2 separate regions of the Mus musculus genome follow, and region 1 is linked to region 2. Evidence: chromatin loops called from intact Hi-C (ENCODE). Cell type or tissue: left cerebral cortex. All regions are shown on one strand.

Region 1 (8,000 bases), 87 kb before region 2:
CGTTGGTTATGGGAGCAACAAGAAAACCAAGCACATGCTGCCTAGTGGCTTCTGGAAGTTTCTGGTCCACAATGTCAAGGAGCTGGAAGCCCAGCTGATGTATAACAAATCTTTCTGTGCTGAGATTGCTCACGATGTTTTCTTTAAGAACTGAAAAGCTACCATAGAAAGAGCAGCACAGCTGGCCATCAGAGTCACCAATCCCAATGCCAGGCTACACAGCAAAGAAAATGAATAGATGGCTTGCGTGCATGTTTTGTATTTAAATAAAACCACAATAATTGAAGAAGAAAAAAAGCTGAGAGGTGATAGGTAGCCTCACCCTTACCTCTCCACTGTCTTGTGAGCTAACCTGGACTTTAATGTCTCTCTCAGTTCCCTCTTCTGTTGACAGTTCCTTGTCTGATGCACAGAGGAAACCCATGAGAGGCAAACACCAGTCCTCATGTCCAAGAGATCTAGGACAGAATGGAGAGATGACAATTTTTACTTTTTGGCATGTCACTCTCCACAGCTCACCCCCTTCATTTTATAATTCTTTGACAAACTCACATGCACACACGTGTGCAAACACACACACTCCCTACACACAATTGGTCATTTTCCCCATTACCTTCTGCCCTCCCCCTCTTTCTCCCACTGAAATTCTTTCCCTCAACAGGCCCCCTTCTTCTTTGACGATTTCATTTTCACCCCACCCAGTGAAGGTTGCTTGCAAGATCATGAGTGTTGGGCTACTTATACAATACAGACACCAGCGGCAATATCATTGAAGAAAATGACACTTCCTCTTCCAGAACCCATAGACTTCTCATTGTCCCCCAGTGACAGATGGGGCAGCCACACCAGCCCCTCCCCCATGCAGGATGAAATGTTGACAGGGCACAGTCTGCTGTAGGTCTTCCGCAGGTGCCAACAGCTGAGGTGAGTTCCTGAGTGAGTGCGGGGGCTGTGCCGTGTCTAGAAGACACTGTTTTACAGCACGCACACGTACACACTCTCTCACACACACCCAGCAGCCTTGGATCTTACAGTCTTTCTTACCCCTCTTCTGTGGGCCTCCACGTGGGTGACATATGTAAGGTTGAGCATTCAACAGTCACTTGTTCTGGGCACCTTGACCAGTTGTGAGTCTTTAACCACTCCATTCTGCTTCTCTGGGAATACTGAGAGGAGCCCTCACCTCCAAGCACAAGCAAGCACTTCAGAGGATGTTCACACCATGCCTGCTTAGCAAACCAACCATTGTAGTTCTTCCCTGTCTTTGTGAGCTTGGTTCTCCTCCCAACCCCTCAGTGTTGTGTGGGCAATTTCACCAGCAACAAACACCAGAAAGACAGCATTACCAAGTATGTAAGAACACAAATACAATCCTGATCTGAGGGATAGAGAGGAGGCAAAGAAGTTTAATGATTCCTTGGAAGGAGCTTGACTCAGTACATTCTGGCCGCCATGGGTTCCTGTCATTAGGAGTGCTGGGGGCTCAATGCAGCCACCAGCTTTCAGTGACTGTTCTTCCTTCTATCTGTACTGATTCCCTTCCCTTAGGCAGGTGCTGCTTCCTCTAAAGATGTTCCCAAACAACTGTCATGGTTGTGTGTGTATGTGTGTGTGTGTGTGTGTGTGTGTGTGTGTGTGTGTGTGTGTGTGTGTGTGTGTAGAAGTCCCTGAATGTTCCTTCAGTCAGTCCAGGAATTTGCCTATAATGGGCATTAGATTTCTCACACCAACCCACCTTGCACAAGAAGAATGTCAGGGCTGTGCTGGAAAGCTGAGGGGGCATCTATTCCCCTGTGGCACTGGCTAGAGAAAGACAACTAGTCCCATCTTAAACTAAAAAGACTGTGAATGGGGCGGCATGCAGGGGCCATGATTCAGAGTCTTTATGCCTTCGTCAATGAGTATTTGCTGCAAAGTTACATGTGGCTGGAAAACAGAAGTCAAGGGTATGGAACATAACTAATTTGGTTCTCCCAACAGCAGCCTCATCATCTTTGTGTAGGGCAATTGGTCTATGGATGCCCAGCCATGTAGGGCCCTCCATGTAAACTTACTCTGTAGGCCCTTTTCTTACAACCTATCTCCCCACATTACCCAAAATAATTTGTGACATGTAACAGGATTTCGAAAACCTTGTGAAAACTAACTTTACAGAATTCTACCTTTTTGAAAAATCTACTTTGCAGCGGGTCATGAGGTGAGAATCATTGTGAATCTTGAGTTTCAACTAAGGAGTAGCGATTTCCACAAATGTGTGGAGTTTTCATATCAGCGTTGATGTTGAGGAAAATCAACACAATTTGACATGCTAACTGCTTATTTCACAGCAGACACTGCCATGGCTCAAGGTAGGTGGGATGATCGAAGGCCAGGGAGACAGTGATAAAGCTGTGTCTAGCCCCTGGTGTCCAGCTTATTCATGACACCTTTTCTTCTCCCAGTACACTTGAGTGTGTTGGCAAAGAACGAGAAGCAAGTTAGAGAAGTGACAGGGGCAAGGTCTTGACACACCTAGGCCCTCAGGGAAAGTTCTAGAAGGAAGGGTCATATTCTCAATGCCTCTTTCCCTGTTCACCTGGGGTCAGGCTAATCTGAGAATAAGCTCTGTGTCAATTGGTAACTGAAAGAAAAGTTGGCTATAGACTACAATCAAGGATACTGTGAACAATGGAGCTTGCGGAGGGGTGGGGGAGGTGTCAGAGAAAATGAAAACAAACAAACAAACAAACAAACAAACAAAAAACACTGTGGTGGGTCTTTATGCTGATGACATCATCTAAAATGCTCTCCTGGGTGGAAGACTAAAACTACTTGGAGAAGTAGGTGATGATTGAAGACATGCTCAGAGTATGTATGCACAAGGGTGGTGTGGACAGGATGCTCGCCCTAACACAAACTCATAGGCTGTGGTCACCACATCCAGAGTACACCGGTTCAGTCATCCTCCAGACCAACTGCATCCTCTGTAAATCTGCAGAGGTGCCGTGACACACAGGCACGAGGAGGTCTTCCATCCTCCCTCCTTAACTTCAGGCAAGAGGAAAGGAGCTGCCACCAAGATGGAGCCTGCGCCGAGGTGAGGAGTGACTCTCTGTGATTGTGGCACTGCTCCAGCCTCCCCTACACGGTGCTCTGCCTGCTAATTAACGCATCCGTCCTTCCCCACAGGTGGGGAAGTGGCCTGTGAGTGCTGTCTGGCTGCCTGGGGCCAGCAAGGCCTGACCCTGCTACCCACTCAAAGTGCTATACACTTTGGAGCTGGATGACTCCTCAAGAGAAGACCCCTCTGGTCCAGTACCAAGTCTTCCTCCTCCCTCTTGCAGTGGGGGAAGGAGGGAGAGGGCAGGCTGTGGATGGCAGAGAAACTCGGGGGCTGGTTTACCGCAAACAGACTGAGCTGCTTACGGGCTGGTGATGCTGCCAGCAACCCCAGATGGCTCAGAACCTGCTGCTCTTGCTGAAAATTGATTTTGGAGGCAGCAAGGGAAGGAGGAGGGTGGGCAGGCGAAGGGGCTGCAGGGCAGGGGCGGGGGGTGGGGAGGGTTGCCAAATAGAGGGTAGAATGTATAAGCTCTGATAAGGCTCCTGAGCCAGCACTCTCTGGGCAAAAAGAGGGAAAGATCTATGCAGGGAGGACATTTGGTTAAAATTTCTACCTCTGTGTTCTACTTCCTGTGTGTGTGTGTGTGTGTGTGTGTGTGTGTGTGTGTGTGTGTGTGTATTCTGGTATGCATGTGCACATGTGAAGACCACATATAGCCTCCTCTATATCATTATTATTGTTGTTGTTTTATCATTATTATGTAATATTATTATAAATAGGATCTTTCACTAAACCTGTGGCTCACTCTTTTGAATAGACTGGCTGGCCACTGGTCCTCCAGTCTCCATCTTCCAGCACTAGGGACACAGATGTGCGTTCCCACACCCAGATTCTACATGGCTGTTTGGGATCCAAATTCAGACCCTCATCCTTGCACAGCAAGCACTTCATCCACTGAACCATCTCCCCTGCCCTCTATTTCTTCTTTACCTTGCTGCCTTTTCCCCATCTCCTCTGGACTTCATGGGTACTCCCTGGTTACTGTCTTTGTGTTATAGGGTAGAATGGCATGGGAAAGTGTCCTATATGGGTAACTTCCATGACCCCCTCCCACCTCAACGAAGTAACCCAGTGCTGAGGGTATTTAAGCTTTGATCTCCTGATTGTGATGGCTTCCTGGGGACTCTGGATTCTACTCTATATTAATATCTTAAATTATTTTCATTAACAATAGCAGCACATGATCCAATGACCTCTATACCTGCTTTGGCTTTTTTTATTCCTCCAAATACTAATGGTCTCTGGGCCCTCCCACCAAGGACACAAACACTGATGCTAAAGCGACCATTCCGGGCCATGAGCCTCACAGAGTTCATGAGATAATAAGAGAAAGGGGCAAGTTCCCGCAGTTCACATGAGCAGCAGCATACAGTGGGCTGAAGTGGAAAGTAACAGCCTTCCCAGCCGTGTAAGGTCAAACTCGTCTGGGGAGAGCTCGTCTGAGGAGGGGCTGAAAAGCAGGGTGACCAGATTGGGAATGGGTTTTGTTCTTTGGGTTTGTTTCTCAGGCAAAGTGGCAGACATTTCTGTCCTGCATGAGATGGACCAACTAAATGTGAACACAGTATCTGTGCCCCCCTCTGTAAGATCATGAGGCAAACAAAATCACCAGGACCCACCAGCCCAACTGCCTTGCACTTTGGCCTTATGATTAAGAAAGCTGTTACATAAGGCAGAAGCCACAGAACAGCCCCATGAACTGTAAATGAAACTAACCAGGATACGGGGCAGGGGGACAAAATGTCATTCATAAGGGAGAGGAGAAAGGGATGACTTTATCCTTTCTAAAGGAAGAAAATGTGCAGGGATCAAGGGGGCAATAGACTCTTCTATCCAACTGTCCAGGGACAGGTACCTTTCAGACAAGGGTACCCAGGCAGGCAAGCAGCAGCCAGCCTTAGATTCCTATCTGCCCTTACAAATACACTTTCAGATCTTCAGATCTTTGGCTCCTCCAAAGAACTAGGGAGAGGGCTGAACCCTTCTATGTTAGAGCCAGAGGGTAAAGCTCAGATGAAGGTGCAGGAAGAGAGCTCAGCTATGTAGAGTCTATGGTTTTCCCCATTTTAGATGATGTGAGGAACAGAGCCCAGCCCTGGACATTTCTAGGATGACCGAGTCTGCCTAGAGCCCCATAGCAACAAGGACCATCACCCCCAGACACTGGGGACTGAAGAGCTTGACTCAATGGCATGGCTTTCTCCCTTCCTCTTATTCTTGCCTAGACAAGATCCCATAGTGTTTACACTATGCAACACATAGTGTTACATAGGGTAACAATCATTAGCCCCAACCAAGCCCACAAGGAGGAGGAACATAAACCTTCCTTGAATGAATGGATTTTTTTTTCTGTATGTGTGTTTGTTTGAAAAGACACAATTAAAAGTTATTAACAGTTACAGAGTTACAGCAAAGCTTAGGACAGGCCACTTTCCCCAGAGGCAGGATGCTGCTTGTCTCTAGCACTTGGGGGCAGAGAACACATTTTTAATTTGTTCCAGGGTGTCAACCTCAATCCTAACAAATAAGTTTTTCTCCCTCCTTTTGGGATCAGCCTGATCTTCAAAAGGGAAGAGAAGGAGAACTCTACAACGATCCTTCTGCATGGCTCAGCAGATACTCTCCTTCCTAGGTCTGAAATGACCTCCCTCTTAGCTGCTCAGAGCCCCTGAGAGGTTTCTCAGGAGCTGAATGTGCAGCCAATCTGTCACCCAGATTGTGACATTCACCCATGATGACTTCAAGGGCCATATACTAGAGATAGAATCAGGTGTGCAGGGACACTAGTTTGGGGAGTTTCTCATCCATTGCCCTGCCCCTGATAAGTGTCTGACACCTGGAGAAAACATTCATACCAACACATGGCAACCTGGCTGAACATCATGCGAACAGGACCAGTGAGCTAAGAGTGTCTTTCTCAGCTCTGGTGGAAAGCAACGCAACAGAAGGTCACAAACAAATGGTGTATGAACCCGGCTTCACTTTCTGGACATTTTGCATCCCAGTGCAGTTCAGCTTATTGACTCCATCACTAATTGATTCTTCTAAAATTCTCCTCTAGAATCATTAGATGAACACATGTATGATTGGCCATAATGCTTATGGTCACTCTGGAACTGAGAAAAAGGACACAATAGAGTTGAGTTTCCTTTGAGGAGAGGGTCATCAAAAAGATGCCTCCCAGAGTATGACAGTGAGATAGATGACTTGGGTCCCAAAAGGATCTGGCTTTCTGGGAAAATTAGATATATGCCTCTCCATTCCCTCCACAAAATAACGTGATAGACCAACTTCCCACTTACATTACATAGAGAAAATGTCAATTCTGTCACCCCAAGTTCACGATAAACCCCACTGTTCAGTGTAACAGCTCTTGGAGATGGCTTCTTTAGACAGTATATGAGTTCTAAATGACAGAAATAGAGCCCTTATATAAAAAGAGTATGGGTCTCACCTGACCTTTTTTACCACATGAGGACACAATAGAAAACACCCATCTATGAACTAGGAAGTGGGCTCTCACCAGACACTGGACCCCATGGCATCTTGATCAGGACTTTCCCAGCTTCAAAATGTAAGGAAGGGATCTCTACTAACTCTACACTACTCCATGTATGGGGTTTTGTGGTGGAAACACAGGCCCACCCACACAGCAGATCTGCCACCCTAGCAGGCCTTAGACCACGCTTACTCTTCCCTGTCTCCGTTGCTCACACAACTACCTTGCAAGCTGACTTTAAATCTGTGCTCCTCCCTTAATATGTTCTGCTGTCATCTATATTTCATATTCAGCTCTTTAGGAAACTAGAACTCCTACAGATCCAGGGAAGAGGGTTTTCCTGAGTAGTGGCTGAAAAAGAATTGGGGTAGATGGGCTGAAAAAGGGGAGATGAAGATTAACCATGTTTAGTCTCATCCCTGAGTCCTTGAAGCTGTTTTGGCTCTTTCCAAAAGAGATGACTGCTCAATGGCCCCCTAGGAAATAGTGCAGCATCTACCCACACCTCAGCCTTCCAAAAGATGGAGTTCGGGAAGAGCTGGACAGCAGTCATCCCAGCATTCTGCAAGAGCCACAGCAGAAAAGTTGGACAGCCTGGGGCAGTGGGAGGGAACTAAAGTGGGGTATCCTTCACCCTTTCAACTCTGAGTATCCATGAAAAAAAATCATCTACAACACCCTTGATTTCTCATTTTAAAATACCAGTGATGTCATGTTAAAAACGTTCATTCTGAGGGTCTGTTATTGTTGTCATTAGACAGTTTCAAAGGTGAAAGATCTTTACAGTTTTCTAGACAGACTACAAGGTTCTGGCATTTCATGAGTTTTTTTTTTTTTTTTAGATATACAACTAGAATTGCATTTCAGATTTATGTTTGGACTCTGGCTTCCCCAGGCAAGCTTATGCTGACACCCCTCAACCCTTTCTAGACAGCTGAGCAGCTGAACAACACAGCCCAACCTTCTCATTTGATCTCTCTCTCTCTCTCTCTCCCTCTCTCTCTCTCTCCCTCCCTCCCTCCCTCTCCCCCTCTCTCTGTTTGTGTGTGTGTGTGTGTGTGTGTGTGTGTGTGTGTGTGTGTGTGTGTAGGTCAGAGGTCAACTCCATTTCTTGTATTCCATGTGTTCCATATACCATCTACCTTGTTTTGGAGGGCAGGGTCTCTCACTGGCCTGGTTAATCTAGGTTAAATGGCTAGAAAACTATAGGAATCAGCTTGCTTCTGCCTCCATAACTTTGGTATGAAAAGCCAATATCATCATGAAAAGCTCTCTTATGTAGGTTCTAAGGATTGAACTCAGGTCTTTAGGCATGCACAGCAAGCACTTTACAAGCTATCATCCGTGCCCTCAGACACATTTTGGAAAAGGAAAAGAAAACCAAGTATCCTAGAGGAA
Region 2 (8,000 bases):
GCTATGGCTTCTGCAATGGCCTTTATCTGCTGCAAAATTAAGGATGAAAGCTACACCCGTCTGTGGGTATAAGAGTATTTAAAAAACAGTTGGATATCACACTAGTTTAGGAAATAAACAGTACTTGGTTGTAGGCATAAGTTTTTTGCAGCCTATTTTAATAAACGATTAATGGCTCCCTTTGCCTATCACCCAGCAGAGGAAGTGGAAGAGAAAAGATATTAGGATTTGGGGAAGTGGACCTGTTTAGCAATAGTTCTTTGGGGGCATGCTAAATCTTCTTTGTCAGCAGTTCAGTCCCATAGCAAACACCAAATACAAGCCAGCAGCTTCAGTCCAGTCCTCTAAGCACGCAGACACCATGCACAAACCAGCAGCTGTAGTTCAACCCTGAAGAAACTACAAGGCTCACCAACTGACCCCAGACAAGGCTACTGAAGCAGCAAGCTGCTGCAGGAACTTCACAAGTGCCTTTGTTCTTTGGTGAGTTTGTCTTAATGGCAGCGTTACCACAAGTGGAGCTCAACTATGCTAGGTAAGGCCAACCAATACATGCATGTTGTTAGTGGAGAATAGTGAGGTAGAACAAACCAAACCAATGCTCCTCCTCCACTGTCTATGGGATCATATTTATACTATTTCATTATGGGTCCTTCCACATGTTTGCTATATCAGAGCATCCTTTCACCTGTATCTACTTCAGGAAAACATTCTTTCCTGTGTCTCCTTTAGCAAGATATCCTTTCACCTGTGTGCTCTGGCAAAACATCATTTGACATAGTGACTTTCCCGCCCAGAAGTCTCCACTTCAGTAGGCTGTCCTCTAGGGTCTGTGACATCTCCATCCACAGATGGTTGGCTAGGTTTATAGTATCAGGAATGAATTCCCTCCTACTTCACAGGCCTTAAGTCCAACTTGATAGCTGGAGGTTACCCGTGAGGTGTAAGTGCCACTACTGCACTCTTGGGAAGATCTTACCATGCTTGTCATTGTTGTGGTTCAAAGGCATTACAGCTGACTAGGACTATTTTATTTCTTTTCTAGTTTGCATAGCAGCCTCAGAAACTGTGGTTTTCAGAGAGGAGGTTTCCAGATCGGTTCCAACTCCATTCCTCCAACTGCTGTGTCCAAAGTGTGTGATGCCTTCACCAGTAGGGTCTTAACATCAATTTCTGTGTGCAGCCAGTCTCTTGGGCACCCTTGGCCAATAACTCAAAGGGCATTGGCTTATTACTGGCACTGGGAGTTTTGTTAAATAGTCTGTGGTTTGGGGGGTAAAAATTATCACTGAGGCCATCTCTGGAGCTTAGGTTCTCTCTTGAAGATTGCCAAGGGAGAAGAGCATCAGTGGGGAGCAAGACTTGGTCTTGGGAGGGGTTAGAGTTGCTTTCTATAATCACATATACTTATCCTGACTAAGGTACTCTGAGCCAGAAGCTGCAAGCCTCTGGACCTATTGACTTGTTGCTAACAGTGGGGAAGGGGGTAGATAAAGGAATTACTTCTAGGACTCCCTTGTCTGGCTAGGCAGACAGAAGCCTCTCTGAATTTGATGGTTATCTGTTTGTGAACCAGAAGTTAAGGAAATTAAAAGAATTCCAATCTTTTACACAGGCAAATAAATAGGCACAGAAGCATATACATTCATATGCACATTTATATTTTCATTCACACATTAACACATTCACATTTTGTTGGGTCCAACCACCTGTCTGATACACTCCACAAGTATTCATGCACATTTACATACACACATATGCCTACACATGTACATACAAACAGACATATATACATTTGGATGGATGGATGGGGCAAAGCCCCTCAAGCCAAAGTACCCAACCAGCTTTATTTCTTTTCTCTGGCCTTTTTGAACTTTCTCAGCCAAAAAGTTCTTTAGACCATTACCTCACAGACAAAATGTTACATAAAATGGAAGTTACAGAGGATGTTGATATTGAGTTCAAAGCAGTGTTTCATTCTATATGCTCATTATAAGTTCAAAGCAACAGTTTTTTCATGGCCTTGCCTTATCATAGTACACACCTATGACTTTATCCTTCAACCTAAATGTTTTTGCTTGAACAAAAATTTGTCCCAATTCTATTTGACTTTTAGTGTGATTATGAAAACTCACTATATTTCTTATTATGAAGACTTTACTTGCTATTATGAGGAACGGGAATATTCTATTCTTGATTCTAACTTTATTACATCTTTCTAGCAAAACAACTAAAACCATCTCTAAAATCTTCCTAAAGTTATTTGAATCAAGCCAGAAATTCTATAGCATCATTAATTCATCTAAACAGCATTAATTCATGAAAATTTACCTTTATGATGATATGCAGGATCTGATCAATAGGATGGACTAATGCCCATAAACTATCATATTAATTTAGTAATGACAAAAAAAGGCATATCAACTGCTAAGAAGCAATCCTGAGACGAAGTCTCTTTGGGACCTTGCCTCATAAAGCTTACCCATTTCAGACCATGCAATAAAGGTGGACCACCTCCAGAAAGGCTACTTGCTAACTTTAGCTTATCCTAAGAAAAAGATGTATGTGTGAGTGTGCATGTGCATGTGCGAGTGTGTGTGTGTGTGTGTGTGTGTGTGTATTATTTCAGGTAAACATAAAATGTTTCCTTATGGCCTTTTCAAACATTTTTGTTGTTATTTCTCCTTCTTCCATTCCCCTCCCCAATGAAAGATCACCCCTCCCCCTTTTCCCATTTCCCATTTCCCATTTCTCCCTTTCTAGCACCCATGTCTTACTACTCCCCTCTCTAGAACTCCTACACAGGCCCCATCCATGATCCATTTTTTTTCTTCCAGATTTTCAGTTATTCTAGGTTATGCAGTCACATGTAAAGACTCAGAGAAAAGATGCAATTACAGATAAATGGATGGATAATATTAGAAACATTATAATAAGTGAGGTGACCCAGAAATGACTCATGTCCTTCTTTGTTTTTGAGTCATTACTTGTGAGCTGTCAATCCCAGGACTGTTCTTTCATCACTCACCTGGGTGACTTGTGAAAGAAAAATTGAGCAGTTGTTTTCTTAATCACACATTTTGAAAATAATAATTTGTTTATTGCAGTGCAATGGTGACACAATTGTTAGGAAAAAAAAGTAAATGAAATGCTAGACAAGGAAGGTTACCTCCTTCTCTCTAAAGCAGTGAGACAGTCCACATAGTCTCTGTGTTTAATTTTTACTTGCGTAAGTAAATTATATAAAATATAGATGATTACCTAAGAATGTATTTATACATGTAATTTTAGTTAAAATTATACCATACCCTTACATGTTTCTTCAGTTATACAGTAAGCTAATTTTAACCTAACACTTCTACACATTTACAAAATTACACTAAGTTATTGATGACTATGCTAACAAGACATTGGCAGAGGTCCTCATTGTCTGTAGGTGAGTAGTCTAGGTAGGAGGTATGTATATTTACAAAATGCATCAATTAAAGCCAAATTCCCAGTCTCTGTGTGTGGTTAGGATATCTGCATACTTGGTCCCCACCTGATGGTTCTATGTGGAAAGGTTAAGAATGTTCATGAGGCAGAGCAGGAAGGGGGTACGTTATGCAGATGGGATCTGCGAGATGCTATCTTAACTTGGATTTTATTCTATTCTGTCTATATGTCCTTACCTACTCAGATGTAAGCAATTCCCCACCTCCACAGCCACATCCACCCTTGCCTCTGTTATCCTGGCATAACAGACTACACTTTCTCAAACTGTGTGGCAAAGGAACCCCCCTATTTACATTGCTTCTTGTCAGAATACGTGGTCACAGCCATGAGAAAAAGTCATGTACTATCTCAGAGTTTCTCACCCTGTGGGTCGCGACATCAGGCATCCTACATATCAGGCATTTATTTATACTGTGATTCATAACAGTGGCAAAATTACAGTTATGAAGTAGCAACAAAATAATCTGATGGTTGAGGGGTCACCACAACATGAGGAACTACATTAAAGAGTCACAGCATTAGGAAGGCTGAGAAGGACTATACTATCCAATAATGTCAGCAAGAAGTTTGCCTTTCCAAACACTCCACATACCTCTTTCCTCTGTCAATATATCTTAGATACCCAATCCCTTGTGCTCAACAAGAAAGCACTTTTTTGAGGGCAGCATAGAACTTTTCCAGATGCATAAGTTCAGGTATGAGCAGGATGAAGCTGAAGAACCAGACCAGTGGGTTGAGCTGCGTTTAGTGGAGGGAATTTGTAAGTAGATCAGTAGACTACTGGTATAAGAATGGAAGACACATTTGACATATCCTTGAATCTTCGGTGCAGCTTGGTCCTAGAAACCTGGGTGAGCAACAGCAGGAGGGGAGAAATGAAGGACACACATATGGAAGAGCTGGTTTTGTGTGGGATGTGACCAATCTGGTGGAGAGTACCAACTGTGTAACAACTCAGGGCTGTTACTATGCACAGCACAGGAGAATGGGTGAGCTTGTCTCAATGGAAAGTTCTCTGGTCTGAGACACGACCACACTCATGTCAATAAAATACTCACTCAGGACATCATCTGCTCCTTACTCTCAAGGGCAGAATTTCCAACACACTCATGCAATCTCAAGTTCAAGCACTCTCAGTTGTACTGGTCTACCCAAGACCTTGCCAGCAAAATATCCAAGCATGCCCTCATGTGGTAGGATGGTTTCAGTAAATGACTTTCATTGAACTGTAATGTATGTATGTATGTATGTATGTATGTATGTATGTATGTTTGAATGTATGCATGTGGACAGATACTGGGGAGTCTGTGGACTTTTTAGTACAGAGTGAAGAGGACCTCCAACTGGTTAAAAGTATTCTTAACTTCTACACTAAAAAACTCTACCTCTAATCCATGTGGTATTCTCCTGTACTGAGATCAAACCTGCAGGAACAGAAGACAATATGTAGCATAAATAGATCCTCTGGTTTCTTAATCCCTGCTCCTGATAAAAAAGAATCCCCCAAAACAAACAAACAAACAAACAAACAAACTGTTGCAACTGAGAGAGCCAAAAGCTAGACTGGGAGCAAATTCTATTATTATTAAATGTAACAAATTGCCAGTCAAGAGTCTCTTGTCATCAGTTCTTGTCAAAACAGAAATGCTGTCCCCTAAAAGCTATGCTCAGCATTGCCAAGAGCACAGCCATAAGTAAGCCATGTATTTGCCTTTTTTATTTTTTAGATTCAGTCTAAAATAAAGTCCCTGGGAACTCCTCTTATCTACAGCCCTGACATACAGCAGCGGCAAGGGGGGGGGGATTTTGTTGTGTGAAGTCATGTGCGCCCTAATCAATGATTTTGAGACATGAGCAAATGCCTGTCCTTCCTGTCTATGGAAAGTAGATTAGCAAATGTGTTGTTCCAGGAAGAGGGGATTCAGGAGAGTGGAAAGCATGTGGGAGCTTAATTAAGAACTAGAGTATTATCCGGGGCTTGGGGATGTTCTTTATTTCTGCTGTGTGTGTGTGTGTGTGTGTGTGTGTGTGTGTGTGTGTGTGTGTATGCTAGAAGAAGGCATGGTATCCCCTTTAAGTTATAACTACAGAAGATTGTGACCCATCAAATATGGGGGGGTCCTCTGTAAGAGCAGCAAGCACTCTTAACTTCTGGGCCATCTCTCAGGCCCCTCTTAAAGTTCTATTTCCTTTGACATTCTAATTAAATATGCTTCTGCATTTGTAATTACATTTTCATGCATATTTACAGCCATTTCTTAAAACCATGGATTTTTTTCTTCTTTTTGTTTTCTTTTTTTTTTTTTCCTTTATTAACCTATCTTAGCCTGGATACATCCTTGCTATGACCCAAGGGTTGCGTTGCATAGAGAAGTTTCTCAGATGATGACTGACCAGGGCTGATTGACACCAGCCTGAAAAGCACAGACATAGGCGGCTATGGAAAGAGACAAAGAGACAAAGCTAGGTAACAGTATATGTGCTCTCTGTTCTTTAACATTTCCAAGCAAACTTTCACATCCTTTCCTGAGGTCCCAGCACCACCTTTTCCCTTGTTTTGGCAAGCTTTCTCCTTCCTGTCTTCTCTCCCTCCCCCTCCCCTTCTCCTCCTCTCCATTCCCCTCTTCATCCCCCTCTTCTACATATCCTCTCCTTCCCCTTCTCCCTCTCTATCTCCCTCTCCCTCCCTTTCCTCTTCCCCTCCCACTCTCCCTTCCCTTTCCCTGCCCCTACCTATCCCTCCACCTCCACCTCTCCCTGTCCTCCATTCCCCCTGCCTCTCCATCCCTTTCCTTCCCCTCCCCCTCCATCTCCATCACTACCCTGCCCTATTCCTTCTCTTTCCTTCCAAAGATGCAGTAGAGATCTTTGTGAAAAGATGCTGAGGATTTTAAGCAGCATACCCCAAGTTGTCACACACTTCTAACTCCCTGGCATCTCTCTCTGATATATAAGTTCAACAGGGTCTTCTTACAAAGACTGCCACACAAGACATGTGGTTCACTCAGTGTGGAGAGGACTTTAGCTTAGATCTAGATGGACTCTTTCACAATAGATGAAATTATGAACCTCGGGGAAGGCTATTGTCTGAAGCTATGGCAAGTTGATGGTAGCAATAAATGTAGACTCAGGTCTACTGTCTCTCTGTGCTTTTTCTCTTAAATCACTTGTGATACTAAAAACCCCTCTTAGCACTGACATTAAGTTTGCTATTGACATCATAGATGCTGTAAGAGTTGATTCTAGAGGGGGTTCTGGGCACCTGGTTCCAGGACTCCTCTCTCCCAGCAATTAAATTACATTAACAATGGACATGACTAATCATGGCTAAAACTTGGTTCTCCTGGGAAGAAGGAAGACCAACTGAAGAACTGCCTTCAACAGATTCACCTGTGGGCATGTCTGTGGGGCACTGTACTCATTGAACACTGATGGTCAAAGGCCCAGCCCATTGTGAGCAATACTACCTGTAGGTTGTACATGTGGTACTAGGTGGTATAAGAAACCTCACAGAGAACCAGCATGGAAGGTGAGCCAGAAAGCAACATTCCTTCATGGTCTCTGCTTCAGTTCCTGCCTCCAGGTTCCTACCCTGAGATTCCTGCCTTGGCTTCCCTTAATAGTGGATATGCCACCCTTTGGCATTTCCAGCTAACACCTGGAATAATATGGCACTGTAAGGCAAATAAACCTTTTTCCTCCACAAACTACTCTTGGCCAGTGTTGTTTTTTATAAAACGATAAGGAGAAAAGAAATATGTTTGGTGGATATATAGTCAGGTATGGGGGAAGGGGGTGCCTCCTTGGGCCCATGCTGGGGCATCCCTTTCTCCTGAGGGACAAACCACATGGTATAGTATAGAATAGAGTTTATTCAGGGAATGGAGAGAGTTGAGAGGGTAGTAGAGACAGAGAGTGGGAGGGAAAGAGTGAGAGAGAGAGAGAGAGAGAGAGAGAGAGAGAGAGAGAGAGAGAGAGAGAGAGGGAGAGAGAAAGAGAGAAAGAGAGAGAGAGGAGGAAGAAGAAGAAGAAAAAGAAGAAGAAGAAGAAGAAGAAGAAGAAGAAGAAGAAGAAGAAGAAGAAGAAGAAGAAGAAGAAGAAGAAGAAGAAGAGGAGGAGGAGGAGGAGGAGGAGGAGGAGGAGGAGGAAGAGGAAGAAGAAGAAGAAGAAGAAGAAGAAGAAGAAGAAGAAGAAGAAGAAGAAGAAGAAGAAGAAGAAGAAGAAGAAGAAGAAGAAGAAGAGAGGCAGAGCATGAGCACGTGGAAAGAGAAGGGGGAAGGAAGTGGGGAGAGCAGAGTGGGCAAGCAGCCCCTTTTATAGTGAGTCAGGACACCTGGCTGTTGCCAGGTAACTGTGAGGCAGAGCCTAGACAAAATACTAACATTCCCCCATTTTGGTTTAATTTAAAAAAAAATGGTGTTTAATCATAGCAACAGAGAAGGACACTATGTTACATACCTTAGTGATTTTTCTTGAAGTCATTGAATATCAAATGGTGTCTTCTG

Evidence for each region. Hi-C counts contacts between places; a loop is a spot of excess contacts. Peaks named below come from ENCODE experiments on the same cell type or tissue, not always from the same donor. Only the 100,000 strongest peaks of a DNase experiment are listed, where the experiment ranks them.
Region 1: a loop joins it to region 2, with 2.1 times the contacts of the local background. A loop is called at or near these places in 1 of 42 quality-filtered maps.

Annotation. Positions count from the first base shown.
Region 1 is chr6:126,337,045-126,345,044 of GRCm38, forward strand. It overlaps Gm33276 (a long non-coding RNA gene), which reads right to left. Exons shown (of 4, transcript XR_378033.4): 2 at 329-458. It also overlaps the pseudogene Gm44431. Among named protein-coding and RNA genes, the nearest start is that of Gm10415, 12 kb to the left of the region's middle. In left cerebral cortex, no CTCF peak of the experiment used is centred here; a DNase peak (open chromatin) is centred at 3,395.
Region 2 is chr6:126,424,439-126,432,438 of GRCm38, forward strand. No RefSeq gene overlaps it. Among named protein-coding and RNA genes, the nearest start is that of Gm33276, 62 kb to the left of the region's middle. In left cerebral cortex, no CTCF peak of the experiment used is centred here; a DNase peak (open chromatin) is centred at 4,387.